2 separate regions of the Homo sapiens genome follow, and region 2 is linked to region 1. Evidence: read pairs that join two places in POLR2A ChIA-PET (ENCODE). Cell type or tissue: PC-9. All regions are shown on one strand.

Evidence for each region. ChIA-PET counts read pairs that join two places held together with the same protein. Peaks named below come from ENCODE experiments on the same cell type or tissue, not always from the same donor. Only the 100,000 strongest peaks of a DNase experiment are listed, where the experiment ranks them.
Region 2: POLR2A ChIA-PET joins it to region 1 with 12 read pairs; 2 of 35 experiments call an interaction of 5 or more read pairs at or near these places.

What each region holds. Positions count from the first base shown.
Region 1 is chr21:16,856,056-16,864,055 of GRCh38, forward strand. No RefSeq gene overlaps it. Among named protein-coding and RNA genes, the nearest start is that of MIR125B2, 270 kb to the left of the region's middle. In PC-9, no CTCF peak of the experiment used is centred here; no DNase peak of the experiment used is centred here.
Region 2 is chr21:16,560,455-16,568,454 of GRCh38, forward strand. All of the region lies in intron 6 of MIR99AHG (mir-99a-let-7c cluster host gene), which reads left to right. Among named protein-coding and RNA genes, the nearest start is that of MIRLET7C, 25 kb to the left of the region's middle. RefSeq lists an enhancer at 3,182-3,736. In PC-9, no CTCF peak of the experiment used is centred here; DNase peaks (open chromatin) are centred at 2,867 and 3,517; H3K27ac peaks cover 1,903 bases.

The sequences.
Region 1 (8,000 bases):
TTATAATTTTTTGATGAGATTTGAGCATCTGTAAAAATGATCAACTCACCCAGTCTTTGCATCCTGGCTTCCTGCAGTGGAAGACCTACTCCAATCAGCCCAACTAGAGGAGCTAGGACCTCTTAAACTTTTTCCAATCTATTGCTCTTCCTGGCATCTGTCTGCAGAACTGCAACTGTAATATGCTGCACATCTCTGTCTTCAGCAGCTTCCAAACTCTGACACTGGTCCTGTCAGTGCTCCAAGTCATATAAGATAGAAATCAGTCTCTTTACCATCCTCCAGAAAAGCCAGAACATTGAGTGCAAGGTCTAGTCATTTGTTTCTAACCTGAGGGTCCAGCGCTAGTATGGGAGGTCTCCTCAGGGTTGCTTCCTACTGTGCCACATAAGAGAAAGGGCACAGGCACAAATTGTGCACCAAATGTGGTAGATCTTTCTTGTCCTTTTGCTGGGACCCGTTCTTGGTTTTATAATGGTCTGGGTATTGCAGATTTTCAACTGCTCTCTAGACTTCTCACTAAAGTATTCTGGTCCATATATTATGACTAACATAGTGTCTCTGTGAGGGAAGGAGTGTCTGCTACTTTCTAGTCATCATTTTACTGATTATCACCTCAAGCTTTTTTTTTTTTATACCAAATACTTGGTCAATAGGTTAACTCAATAGAAAATATATTTTAAAATGTTTTATATTCTTGTAACATGATATCACAAGTATCAAGTTTGGGAGAGGCTATAGTCAAAAACAGATCTCCAGTAAACATATGATGATTGAACACTAGTTAATGTTGATATTAGCCACCTGAGCTCTTTGCAATATTCTTACAGTGAGTAAAATGATCTCTTCAGTAAAGTTATGTAAATGTCTTTTCAGTAAGGAAATAGAAAAGTTAGAATATTTTTTTAAATCCTTCAGGAAAGTACCAATAAGAAACAACTGAGAGGCAAAAAGTGACAGAGTATGGGAACAGAAACTTGATAAAGAAAACATGTTATAATAGAATTTTCTAAATTGTATAAGGAAGCATGGAATAATAGAGAGCCTTATCAGTGAGTAATATTCAATAAATCATTAAGCCATTCTGAGACTTACCTCATCTGTAGAGGAAAATATAGATATCTATTGGTTGACTATATGACAGTTCTATGAGGTTCAAAGGAAAAATGTGTGAAAATATTTGATAAATTATCATACTCATTTTAATCACATGATCTCTGCACTTTCACTCTCTTCGTCTGTTAAATACAAAGTAGGCATTGAAATTCTCTGGTCTTCTCCCTGTCTTATCTTCCTCAAACTCGATTTGACAAAACCTTAAATCTGTAAAGAAGCCAGTGCTCCCTACTCACCTATTCTGTGGAAGAATTTTTCTGCTACTTACATGAAGCATTTAGTTTCAGATGTTCTAAAGGTCTTCAGGGAGCTTGTAGAGCTCAACATTTTTGCAATGCTAAGTCTGGGACTATTCACAAATGTCAATTTGAGTTTCGGAGGCATTTTAGACAGATTAGCTATAAGCACAGTTTGACATTATTTGATACAATGGAATCAATTACAATTAGCTCTTACAAGACTGACTCTACTCAGTGCTACATGCTACCACTGAGGAACATTGAGGAGCACAAAATATTTATATCAGGTGACATAACATGGAATAAGCATAAGTAAAGGAAGTGGAGTAAAAAGCTAATCATTGCTGAAACTATTCTTTATGACGGTCCCTAAGAGAAGTTCTTAAGCTAGGTATTTTTGCAACTACTTTATAATGTAGGCATTCTAATATCCATATCACTGTACATGAAACCAATACTAGAAAAGATAAAATAATTCATACAAAGTTTGTAAAAGTAGTTAATAGAAAACCAAAGACTTGAACCCGTGTATGTGTATCTTAATTATATTTATCTATATTTTAAAATGTAGATATGAATAGTTAAATTTTATAAATTGAATATTTCCCATTAAAAATAATTAGAAAGTTAGAGATAAAACAGATTTCAGACATGATAAAATTTATTCAAAAAAATAGTATCTTTGAAAATCACATTTAAAAGAGTTCTAATAACCATTTAACAACATTCAGTTGAATCGAATGTTAAGAAGAAAATACTTACTATTAAATATGAGAAACTGTGGTGTTTATCGGTAAGATCCACGAAGGAAGAAGTTTTAAAGAAAAATACTTTAACCGTGGAAAAAAAAAACTTTAATGTCTATTATCGAATAGGGGCCGTAATTACTTTTGCAAAATAAAAAAACAAACAAGACTAGCTATAGTGTAAATGTAATCTGTATGCTTTTTAATGAAACAATTAAGTAGGTTGCCCATTTACAATTAGCCTGATTTTCTCCTGTGTGGTATTATGTGTACTTAACAACAGGACCCAGTGGAAATTCACTCATTTAACAAAGTCTGCCTACATGGTTTCAAATATGGGCCTAACTTGAAAATTCAGTCATAATTAAATCTAAGGACTAAAACAAATCTGTATAAAAAGATTCTGCTAAATAAGGGAAAATTCAAGTCTAGGGCTACATTCTGAAAGATATTGAAGTAGAACCTCTGCAGCAAGACTAGGCTTGGAAAGTGCGGGGAGGAGGGAAAAGAAACAGATTAAACTTGATATGCAGTAAACATAAAGGAGCAATTTTGTTCAAAACACATAAATTTAGCAAGATCACCAGACTGCAAATAATTGTAATGGTTACAAACAAAAATATGTTTTTCATAGTTTTAGTGCAGAAAAATTAAATCCGTCTTTTTAGCTTGGATCATGAAATCCTAGCAACTTCATAAATGGTAGAATGATTTTAAAGGAAAGCTGTGTAGCTATGTATCACACACAGAACTAAATATGGATAAGCATCCCTTTTGTGTAGTTTTTGTTCATCCTGTGTAATTGTTTATTGTTTCTCTATCCCTCTCACATCCCTGGCTTTTGTTGTCCTTTTTATTCTTAATGAAATTTTAAGTACAAGTTCACAATAGAGGGCTATTTTGAAAATAATTGTTCTGTTAGCAAATGATCTCTTGTAAAAATATTTATTTTTGGCCGAGTGCGGTGGCTCACGCCCGTAATCCCAGCACTTTGGGAGGCTGAGGCGGGTGGATCATGAGGTTGGGAGATCGAGACCATCCTGATTAACACGGTGAAACCCCGTCTCTACTGAAAATACAAAAAATTAGCCGGGCGTCGTGGCGGGCACCTGTAACCCCAGCTACTTGGGAGGCTGAGGCAGGAGAATGGCGTGAACCCGAGAGGCGGAGCTTGCAGTGAGCCGAGATCGCACCACTGCACTCCAGCCTGGGGGACAGAGCACAAGACTCCCACTCAAAAAAAAAAAAAAAAAAAAATTATTTTTTAACCTTATGGTTGTGTAAAAAATGACTTTTTTTCAAACAACAAATCCTGATACCACTAGAGCATAAAAAGCAAACTTTTCAAATATAGAAGTATTCTCATTATTTGTTTTTCAATATAAAGAGGATAAGAAAATGTATAAAGTGATCTACTCCCATATGGCCTATAATGAAAACTTAGAATAAATAAAAATTAAATTGGGTAATAAAGGGCAGAAATGCACCATAAGTCAAGAAAAGGAAAAAATGTAAATAGGCTTTGTGAAATAAACCATATACAAATATCACTGAAAATTAATGATCCTTAGAAAGACTTAAGGGCTAGGTGCTGTGGCTCATGCCTGTAATCCCAGCACTTTGGGAGGCTGAGGCAGGCTGAATGTTTGAGCCTAGGAGTTTGAGACCAGCCTGGACAATATGGCGAACCCCGTCTCTACTAAAAATACAAAAAACTAGCTGGGAGTGGTGGCACACACCTGTAATCCTAGCTACTTGGGAAGTTGAGGTGAGAGGATAGCCTGAACCCGGGAAGTTGAGGTTGCAGTGAACCGGGATCATGCCACTGCACTCCCATCTAGGTGACAAGAGTGAGACCTTGGTCTTGTACCATATTTTTGCAATTGCAAATTGTGCTGCTATAAACATGTACGTCCAAGTATCTTTTTTGTTTAATGACGTATTTTCCTTTGGGAAGATACCTAGTAGTGGGATTGCTGGAGCAAATGGTGGATCTACTTTTAGTTCTTTAAGGAATCTCCATTCTGTTTTCCATAGTGGTTGTATTATACTAGTTTACATTCCCACCAACAGTGTAAAAGTGTTCCCTTTTCACCATATCCATGCTAACATCTACTTTTTTTTTTTAATTTTTCAGTTATGGCCATTCTTGTAGGAGTACGGTGTCGCATTGTGGTTTTGATTTGCATTTTCTTGATCATTAGTGATGTTGAGCACTTTTTCATATGTTTGTTGGCCATTTTTATATCTTCTTTTGAGAATTATCTATTCATGTTCTTAGCCCACTTTTTGATGGGACTGTTTTTTCTTGCTAATTTGTTTGAGTTCTTTGTAGATTCTGGATATATTAGTCCTTGGTCAGATGTATAGATTGTGAAGATTTTCTCCCACTCTGTGGGTTGTCTGTTAAATCTGCGGATTATTTCTTTTGCTGTGAAGAAACTTTTTAGTTTAATTAAGTCCCACCTATTTATCTTTGTTTTTGTTGCGTTTGCTTTTGGGTTCTTGGTCATGAAGTCCTTGCCTAAGCCAATGTCTGGAAGGGTTTTTTCCAATGTTATCTTCTAGAATTTTTAAAAAGATGACTAGACTGATGTCTCATACAACTAATTTTATTTTGATATTTTCTCATCAGCCAAGTTCAAAGTTCCATAGCTTTTTACATTTTCTACCCATTAATGAAGTTGCCATTTAGTTTCCTGGATTACCTGCTTTCCTTTTCTTTTTTTTTTTTTTTTTTAATGTCCACCCTTCTTCAAAACGTGGTTCAAAAGTTAACACCTCACAGAAAAATTTTCTTCTTATTGTCTTCTGACATTTATCACTCTTTTACTGCATCTCAGTCTGCAACTTACTCTGTTCGTGGATGTTGGTCAATAAGTTTCTATAAGTGTGTGTGTGTCTGTATAAGTATACATATGAATATGCATGTGAGTGTTTTTACGAGCTTTTCAGGGGACTATTTCTACCGTTTTACCCCTACCTCCTAGAATAGGGCTCTAACACAAAGGAAAAGCTAAATAAATGTTACTAAACCACTGACTGCAGTAACAATGATTTTAGTTATTAGGATAAAAACATAATTAGCACTTGTAGATCACATTAGGGCTTAACAAAAGCTTTCAGATATATCAGCTAATATGTTCATTATTTTATAATATATAGTTTAGTTTATCTGCTGACAATTAAAGTGTATAATAACAATGATTTGTATTTAGCTTTGAAGTGTGGGGATTTCTTTTGTATTTATGTATGAAGATATCCTGGGAATTAATAACATTGCAAACTAATAATGGATTCTTTAACTAACCAGCTGAGCAATCCCATTATGCTTCTCTGCTTCAGACAGTTCTACTATGTACACCATCTACCTCCATTCTGTTTTCTTATTTGAGTCAGATTTCTTTCCATCCTTGAGTAACAATAAAGATTTCAGTTTTAAAAAACTTGAACGAAAGCTATGCTGTAAATATCCACACTCCCTTCTCTTCTACTCCTCCTAGGCTTTAGGCAGTAGGCAGAAGCATCAATGGAGAAGATAAGAAAATCAACACATTTACCCAAGTCTCAATGGTGGCTATTGAAAGGCAATACTAATGTAGGCTTACCTGATAACAAAAGCTGGCATTTGATGAAGAAAAGATTAACAGATTGGGGTGCAGTTGGAGAAAATACTTTCTAAACTCAGCCTAAAGGCATTTCATGATTACTAATACATGTCATAGTATCCAGATCTTAAAGTAGTGTAACAATACCATTTTTAATGGTCCTTTGTTAAATGGGATAGAAAATTGTTTTTTAACAAATCTCTTTGTTTAACCCTAATTAAGAATAACAATAAATGTTTAAACCTTTCTCAAAAAGTATTGCTTAGAGAGAAAAAAGGAGCAGTGTTTATGTGTAGTTTAACAAATCACCTTAATAAATGTTATGTTGATGTACACAGACCCAGAGGCCAATCAGTAATGTTAGTTTAAAGTTGAATTCTTTATCATAAGAAAGTGAAAGAAATGTTGAGTCATGTCTCATCTCTTAACCCCACTCACTCTCAGAGAGTAGAGACAGTGGTTTTGAAAGAGGAAGACAGAACAGTGAATTTGGGTTCTCAGACGAAGAAAAGCTAACATATTTTAAAGAATGATAATATTTCACATTCACATTTTTCTTGAAGTTTTATTTTATTCTTGAATAGTTAATACATTCAAATGTTTTAAAATTCAGAATAATCTTACTATTTTATTTTCCAGTTTTTACACAAATGATAGAATACTATCTATATTTACACTGAACTATATTATTATTTAATAGCAAATCTGGGAGTTCTTCATATATCAGTATATAAAAATTTACCTTATTCTTTTATATGACTGAATATGTATACTCTATTGTCTGTGAAGGGGCTTTACATTATTTTCAGTTTTCTGACCCTTGCAAAACAGTTACTCACTGAATAGCTGGATATACTTATTATCTTGCCTATTAACACACTTAGGCATAACATAAAGTCTTAGAAGTGGAATTGTTGGGTCAAAAGCTATGCACCTTTTTAATTTTGGTAGATATTGACAAATTCCTCTTTTAAAGAATTATGCCAATTTAAACCTTCACAAATAATATGTGAACTGCTTGGAGTTTTGTTGTTGTTGTTATTACATCTTCGCCGACACAATGAATAATTAAGACGAGATCTTTGACAAACTTCTAGATGCAAGCAGTAAAATAGTATAATTTGTATTTATTAAATGACAAATGGTATTGAGAATGTTTTCATATTTACCAAGTTTCAAAGTTTGTAGAGTTGATTTCCTGCTTGCTCAGACCTGTAAAATGGAAAAGTTCTTCCTTAACACCTTATTGCCTTTCTGGACTTTAACTACTTGCTAACCTCCATCCTACTTTCATATAACTTCACTCTTACCACAACCCTCTTCCACCACACCAATCACTTCTGTCCTGATGAATTCCAGAGAGAGGGAAAACCGTTGACACAGAAGTTTCTAGACACAAAGTGCCTACTGAGTAGGGTGAGGAGGGGAACTTATAAAGACTAAAATATGGAACTCTGTGCAGCTACTCTGGACATATTGATGTTGGTATACACATATAATATAGCCTTCTGAAATATAATCTGTGTTTTATTGTGTTAAAGGTTTGGCATTCCTATATTCAGAGATGTCTTTTCCTGGTTTGTTGACTTTAAGTATTTTTTGGTTGTTGCTGTTTTTACCATGTAGAATTTCCTCATGTTTCTGATGTGGAAAGTATAAGAATATCAGCCAGAGAATCTTCTGTTATATAATAATCACTCTGATGATTTGTAGCAGAGTTTACTAAAGAACAAATGTTCACAGTATCAGGTTATGAGTAATAAAAGGCCTAGGTTTAGAATGGGCCTGCTTTCATTGTATTGCCGTAAATTATACTGTTTATGTGTAATATATCTGGTCAAGGTTATATTTATTTCTGAGCAATCTCTAATAGATATTCCAAATTACTGAAGAGTTGGCTCATTCTCCATTAATAAGATGTTATTGAGCAACCTGTCTTTAGAGAAACTTATTTATTTGCTTGATGTATGGATGATGCAACCAGTTCAAGTGGCAGAAAGAGTATATTAATACAAAATCATTACAACATATCACCTACTGATTTGTTAAGAGGTCCAAGTTTTCTTAAACTAAAAGGAAGTAATTCCTTGTGGTTTATCTTGCTTTTAGAGTCTGTTGTTGTCTGAGTTTAAGTCATCTATCACCATGTCCGTTTTAAAAGCAGAGGCTTTTAAAAGGTCTGATGATAAATGTCTAATATTGATATTTAGAATATAAAGCTAAGAATATAATATCCTTTGCCTAGCTCATTTTTTAATAATTGCACAATGCATGCATCCAAGTAAAACCTA
Region 2 (8,000 bases), 300 kb before region 1:
AAGGCAACAGATTTTTCTTCAGGATGCTCTTTTTGTGGAAAATTGTGGGTATAATACTTGATGGGTCAAACTGAACAAAGTGAACTATTTGATTTATGGTGTGAATATTATGAGAATTATTCTGTAGTTCATTTCTTCCCATCAATTCATGAAATCAATCTTTTAAGCTTATTTTGCAATCAAAATTCCTAAAAAAAAAACCTAAGGATCTTATCTTATAATAACATCACAATTCTTTCTATATTATTTTCATTCAATATACTGCATATCTAGATCCATTAAAGTAATTTTAAAAATTTCTTCTATTGATATGGCTACAGTCTATTTCAAATATTGGCACCTGAAGATAATTGTGAAGTCAGCAATGATTCAGCAAAACAGAATTTAAATAGTGCTGAAAGCATAAATAGTACCCAAGGAGATGTGGGTCTTTTCTAAAAAAATTTAAGATCTAGGATTTACCCATACTTAAATAAACTTTAAGTATTTATTTTTTAACTAATCTCCACTCAAAGCTCCTTCAAACGCTGTTTCCATGTTGTTTACAGTGTAAATGAATAGGATAATGAAAATAACTATTAAATAAAATAGAGGTTAAGTGACCTGCCTGCAGCCACAGAGTTAGTTCATGGCTATGCCAAGAATCAAACTTAGATTTTCTGGTTTGCCCATGTTCTTTTAACTGCTTTTTTTGATGAAGTCAAGGCTTTGAGATAACTGACCTCAATACATAGTTCAGTATCTCCGTTTGTCAGCACAAAATACACTTCATGCTATTGTGGTGTTTAGATAAAATATACAAAATATAAATGCTAATGAGATGCCCAATATGTGATGATGAATCGCAAAAAGCAATATAATGTGACAAATATTTATTAAATAGCTAATTCTGTCAATATAAATATTTCTGAGGAGAGTATTCTTTTCACCTTCAGAAAGCCGTATAATACCAACAATTTATGAGGGGTGAAACCAATCAATGGTAAAATACTTTCGGATTTTTAAAAACTAATTTAGTAATTGGCAATATATTCAGGAACATTATTAAGTTGGTTTTTTTGCATCACAAAGATTGAATTCTGCTATTTCTGTTGATAGAACATGTACTAAATGATAACACTGATTAATAAGGGTAAGTTAGGTAATTTTTAGAAGTGCGGTTCCAGGAAGAAAACTTCCTAAATGATGGAAGAAAAAAATAAGTTAACTTAGATATTTTTCTGTACAATTTAGAAACAGACGAACCACAGATTACAAAGCATGACTTCATGATCTCTGGAACAAGGCTATGACATGAGGAATTTAAGAAGCTCCCCTTACATACATTGTATCAGACTCTTGCCCCTCCCTCCAGGACCTTGTGCTGCCTGTTCCATTGCCTGAAATATTTATGTGACCCAAAGAAGACTGGGTCTTAGATGTTAGATTCTCCAAGAATCCTCCCCAGACTCCCGGTGTCTGTGGGAAGGATGGTCCAGTGCGCCCCTTAGAGTCTGTACTTTGTCAGCCTTTGTCACAATATAATCAGCACATCGAATGCTGTGGGCTGTTTACCTGGCGTCATTTCGCTGGAGAGACAACTTCCCAAGAACAGGAACTGAGTGTCCAGTGGTCTAGCTGTGTTTCACCCATAGTAAGTGATCAACTCTGATTGAATGAAGGGATACTCAAGTTAACTAGTCCCTGTGCAAGTCCCTATAGCGTAGAGTCACAGGCTCTCTTTTGAAGCTCTTTACTACACTTTATTTCACTCAGATGACAGGCAAGGAAACTGAGACTCAGGCAGGCTAAGAGATCACACACCATAAATGGCAGAGTGAGGAAATCAAGCCCATTCTCTTTCCTTGCTTATTCTTTCATTCAACACATTTATGCTGAGCATCCTCTATGTGTCAGACATTATGTCAAAGCTGAGAATCCAAAGATAAATAGGTTAAGATTTCCTGAAGCTCCCTGCCTAGTCAGAGATAGACTATAAACAGTAATTATAATTCAATATGATAAGGGCTTTGACAGAACCATGTACTCTGTGCTGTAGAATTTCTAAAGAAGGAATCAGTGTCTGTGCATATTAAATCGCTCCATTTTATTTTAATATTCTTTTAATACTCTTTTATGTCTGACTTTAGTATATAACTACCCTCATTTAGAAGAAGGTAGGCAAAGGCCTATTCAATTTAATGAAAGTTTAAATATTGCAATGTTATTTCTAAACTAATTAGTTTTCATGATTGTTCATATTGTACATTAATTTGAATATCAAACAGAAGTCTAATAGTTTTAAGTGGATTGCTTAGAAAAATTAGTATTGTCATTTATATAACTTGGAATCCAAAGAAGATTCTCTGAAGAGAATGATCATAAGCACATTACCAGAGTAGATGAGTGAAGAACTGGGGTAGGAGTACACTATGGCATGGAGATGGCTTAGGGTGAATCAGGAACTAGCAACACCCTTCGATAAAGCAGCTGTGTGCCTGAGTTTTGATCAGAAGTTCATCTGCTGTTGTTAAAGATCTTTTAAAGAATAACTGGATGAATAGTTATTTTACTTCTCATAGTTGCCTGGATTAATAGATTTATTTTACTTCTCATAGTTTTTAAATTATTCTTCAGACAAAAGAAAATAGCCATGGCAGATTATGGCATTTAATAATGGTAATTCAAAATATTTTATCAAATGAATTTAAAAAAAAGTAAATGTCAATAGGCAACATCAGTTTATTTCCATTTCTTAATAATCACCAAGCTATTCAAACCGAGAGCAATGAGAAGCTCATAAAAAACAAGCCATGAACCTACCAGGAAATTCGAGGGAGGGGATCTCCCTTTATCAATCTGTGTATCTCCAGTGCTAAGCACGATGGCTTATCTCATATGTGGTTGAAAGGCTTCAACCACAACAAGAAGACTCCCAACTGAAGACTTTTTTTTTTTTTTTTTTTTTTTTTTGGGATGGAGTCTCTGTCGCCTGGGCTGGAGTGCAGTGGCATGATCTCGGCTCACTGTAACCTCCAGCTCCCAGGTTCATGCGATTCTCCTGCCTCAGCCTCCCGAGTAGCTGGGATTACCATGCCCAGCTAATTTTTGTATTTTCAATAGAGACCGGGTTTGGCCATGCTGGCCAGACTGGTCTCTAACTCCTGACCTCAAGTGATCCACCCCCCTCGGCCTCCCAAAGTGCTGGGATTATAGGCATGAGCCAACACGCCCGGCCTAAAACTTCGTTCTTTAAAAATAAGTAAACAAACCAAAAATTGAATAGACATAAACCAAATAAGGATAAAAGAAAACTCTGCTTTAAAAGCCTAATTCCAAAAACCTATGAGCTGCAAGTCATCAGTGATTAAAAGCTAGGAGGCACACTGGATGTTTAAAAGTAGTACCTGTGCCCTTCTAAAGCAGCCAAACCAGTGAAAATGGGTAGAAGCCAATAAGGGGGCATTCACCCCTTTCAAGCATCTAAGGAATGCACATTCAACACATTCCAAGCACACCTCCCCCGCTGCAGGCTGCTCAGGCCAGTGGCCTTCCACCTCTAGCCACATTGCACAAAAATTAATAGGAAAACAAAAGAGATGCCTTTCTGGATTTGTCACATTGCTTCACACTGGTGCCCCTTTCTCTTGTAATCAGGATAAAGAAAGTCTCTGCCGGGCGGGGTGGCTCGCGCCTGTAATCCCAGCACTTGGGAGGCCAAGGCCGGTGGATCACCGGAGGCCAGGAGTTCAAGACCAGCCTGACCAACATGGCGAAACCCTGTCTCTACTGAAAACACAAAATTAACTGGGCGTGGTGGTGCATGCCTGTAATCCCAGCTACTCAGGAGGCTGGGGCAGGAGAATCACATGAACCTGGGAGCTGGAGGTTGCAGTGAGCAGAGATCACACCACTGTACTCCAGCTTGGGCAACAAGAGCAAAACTCCGTCTCAAAAAACAAACAAACAAACAAACAAAACATTGCAGCCCCATTGTGAAAAGCAGGAATGTGTGAACCCAAAAGTTCTGACAAAGGAAGTGGACGGGGCAGCAGGCATAGATGAGGTAGCCCGTGTAGAAAAACTCCAGAATTTGCTAGGTATTTTTTTTCTTCTGGTCACTATTTAGAATTCTTTGCTTAAACTCCCACTTCCAACTTATTGTATATATATTGTCAGCTCAAGAATGGAGAAGAAGGTGTTTAACTCTAGATTAGACTACCCAACCTGTGGTTTAGTAGGGTAAATAGAGTTCATAAACAAAAAGCCCTGTCCTTACCAGTGTTCATCAACCACCTGCTTGGACTAATTGTACTATGTCACTCGTTTTTACTATACAGATATCTGTGGATATCTCTCCAGAACTTCATGTATATGTAAGTGACTTGCTCCCAATTCTTTCACATTTTATCAATATCAGCTGTGTTTTGCTTAAAAAATGAGCCTTACCTAACTAAAATTTCTACTGTAATAAAGCAAGTTAATTGTAGTGAAATCTAATTATCTGTTTACTATGATTTCATTATAAATCTTGTGGGTTTTTTTTTCTTACATTGTCCTTATGTATTAGCACCTGTGGTAAGATATATTGATCACAGTTTCATCAGATAGGCATACTGCTTCAATATTGTTTGAAAAAAATCTTTATCTTTCAGCTTCATATTCTAGGAGGAACCAAATGTAACATTTACTTTTCATTTTGATTGCATATTAACTTGAGGTCATAATCTTGCTTTAACAATCCATCTCTTCTAATTATAGATATAGGAGGTATGGAAGTATGTGTTTGCCACAGAACAAACCCTGGATATATTTCCATCTTGCTTATAAAACTTGTCTTTATGTAAATGTTTAAATAAGATATTTTAGGATAAATGGTTTTTATCATTGCCTATTATGTCATTTTCTATTAAAAGTGAATTTTATACTTAATTGACTCTGATTCTTAAGGCATTAAATTCTAGTCCATTCTTCTTATGAGATAGGGTTAGTAAAATAAGTTAGTTTTATGGGATCAAAAGCTACAAACAGGCTGGGCATGCTGGCTCATACCTGTAATGCCTGCACTTTGGGAGACTAAGGCAGGAGGATCGCTTGAGGCTAGAAGTTTGAGACCAGCCAGTGCAATATAGCAAGACCCCTGTCTCTATAAAGAAAAAAAATCAAGTAAAAATATCTAGAAATATACTTTCCCCAAAATGTGTATATTTCCTTATGCCATTCTGCCAATTAAAAATTGTCAGTTCCTGGATGTTACTTGGATGGTGTTTTCCTAATACTAAAGCTACTTATTCTAGGCATTTGTGAGTTTTATCATTCTCAGGAAGAATAAATTAACTCAAGTGTCTTGCCTTTACTAATAATCTATAGAAGATATAATACATTACAAAACGAGATCTTCAAAGGCAATTTATCTATGTCTGTGGGTCAGCGGAGAGACATCAAGAGTTAGGAGGGAGTGTACCTGTAACATTCTGAATAAGATTTTGATGTTAAAACCAATGTGGCTTGTTAGTCCGATATGTCCCCTCTATGCCACTAAAGATGGTGCCTACTCCTTACCACTCATACTTGCCATATTCTTTACCCATTTTTACTTGACTTTGTACCCCAAAGTTCCTCTTGTGGGCTATGTGTGGAATGTGATGGCTTTTAAAAACATAAATTGGGGAACAAGTGTGAAAATAAATATATGGACAACATTTTAAATATTCTAAATATTATAATTTAAACATCAAAAGAGTTATTGTATATGTTCAAGATTGAAAGTTAAAAAGTGAATATAAAATTCTAAATAATAATAACTATTTCAACATGAACCTAAAACTGTGCCTGTTGAACAGTGCATAGAATATTAAATAGAATTAGTAAAGAGTTACTTGAGTAGTGAATTACATCCTGCATTGTCAGCCTATGATATCTATGTCCATATATTTTGTAGCCTAGATTCATAAAATGTATATTTTTTAAAATCTTAACACTTTTCATCAAATGGAATGATTTGTTTTTAATTTGATTATGGATCAATTTTTAATTTGATTCTAGAGCCTACTTAATCATTGCTTTAGGTTCTTAAATTTCTTTTATAGAACATAGGTGAGCAGATTTTTAGGGTTTCCTTTTAGATGGTTCTGAGGTTTCTGTCCATGTTCAATACTATGAGTTTATAACTTTACAATATTCTTTTGTCACTTGCCTAAAAGCAGGTTTGTTATTTTTCTTTTTCTCAAGGAAAGCTTTAGAGAGAGAATCTAGATCTTTTAAATTTGAAAGGCATTCATGATACCCAGTTACTTCCTCTAATGATTGACTACTGTTGTGAAACCTAATGTTAATATTTAAGAAGTGGAAAATTATGGATTGTATTGTAAAATAGTCAATTAAAAGAAAAGTATTTTTGTGTGTGGGAATCTAGCAACTTTCATCCCATAATCCTTAAATCAAGTTTAATGTATACTAAAAATATCAAGTTTTACTTTGAACTATTAAGATTAATACAAGACTCCCATGTTTTTTCAGATTTTCCCAATCTTCAATGTTCTAAGGGATTTACTCTGAGACTACTTAAACCTTAACATTTTTGATGTTCTCATTTACTCACTGGCTGTTAAAATCTCAAACCTTGTGCATCAATACTAGGAGCTCTTACTTAAAATGATTAATTGTAATGTTTTCAACAGTGAGCACTAATGTTTTTCCTTGGGGGAAAAAAAATCTTCCTTATATGTTTATGTGGTTCTCTTGCCTCTGTAGTTGACTTAGATTAATTTCTTTGCTAATTTTCTTGTTCAGTTGGATAAAAGAAAGCTTCGGGCTTTGTATTTCTTGAAAACCAAGAAAAGTAAGTATTACACATAAGAAAATATCCAATTTTACCACTTCTTCCCTTGGGCAGTTGACCCGTGTGCACATGTGCATGCATAGCAATCTTTTGCAATGAACTCAGTTTATATATGAGATCTGTTTTTCAGTATTGTAGAAAGATATCTAATCTATTTGAAAATACATTGTCAGCACCTAGTGTTCCAAAACATAGATTGAATTTAGTGTGGGAATACCGCATAGTATTGGAAGAAAAGTAATTAAAATCATTTAGAAATTGTTTTGAAGAATGCATTGCTGCAAGGTGTCATAGCCATATAAACATGACACCACCATCTTATGGAATGTACAGAAAAGGGGTGTCTCTTGTGCCAAATAAACATTCTTTAATTAACGCTTCACAATATGTAGTGTGAACTTTCCTAGTCTGTGTTTATCCCTCCTGGGGCTGCTACTTTTAATGCCTCAAAAACTGTTGCCTGTATATATTCTCTTTCTGCTGGATCTTGGGATGAAGAATTGATTACAGGTGCATTTTCTCCTTGAATCTGTCTAATAAGCTGAACTAAAACTACACTAATACAAGAAAGCAACAAGAAAGGTCTTCTTATGATGAATTAGTTGTGCTTATATACATATAAGAGTTAGTGAGGGCCACAAGAATAAACTGGCACAATAAACTATTTGTATTTGAACACTACTATTTGTATTTTAATATAATAATTACTTTGAATTCCATAATTAATATACCTATACGTGAAACGTTTTCCGCTCAGCAAAGTCATAGACTTTGGGGGGAAAATGTTATTTTATTTTATTGTGAGGGTTTGAATAGGCATTTTGCTATTCATTATCTATTTGCAGGGAAATGACAAGTTTTCAAAATGAAACAGTCTTTGTTACCTGTCTCTTTTGAAAGACTTACTCTCATGTTGTTTATTTAATTGTTTTGTTGGCATTAATCTTGCTTTTTTTTAAATAATGCATATTCCTTTTAATTATGTCTACTTATTTAAATAAAACTTTTAAATTGTGAATAGCTATGAATCACCATATCCATATAACTAGAATATGAAAATCTTAAAAAATTAATGTGCTGATAATTATAATATTCCTGTTTCTTGCATTTGTTTTACATTAATACACATTCTGAAAAAGAGGAAATGCTTATCTTGGGAGTGGCTTAAGTTGTTTTGGGC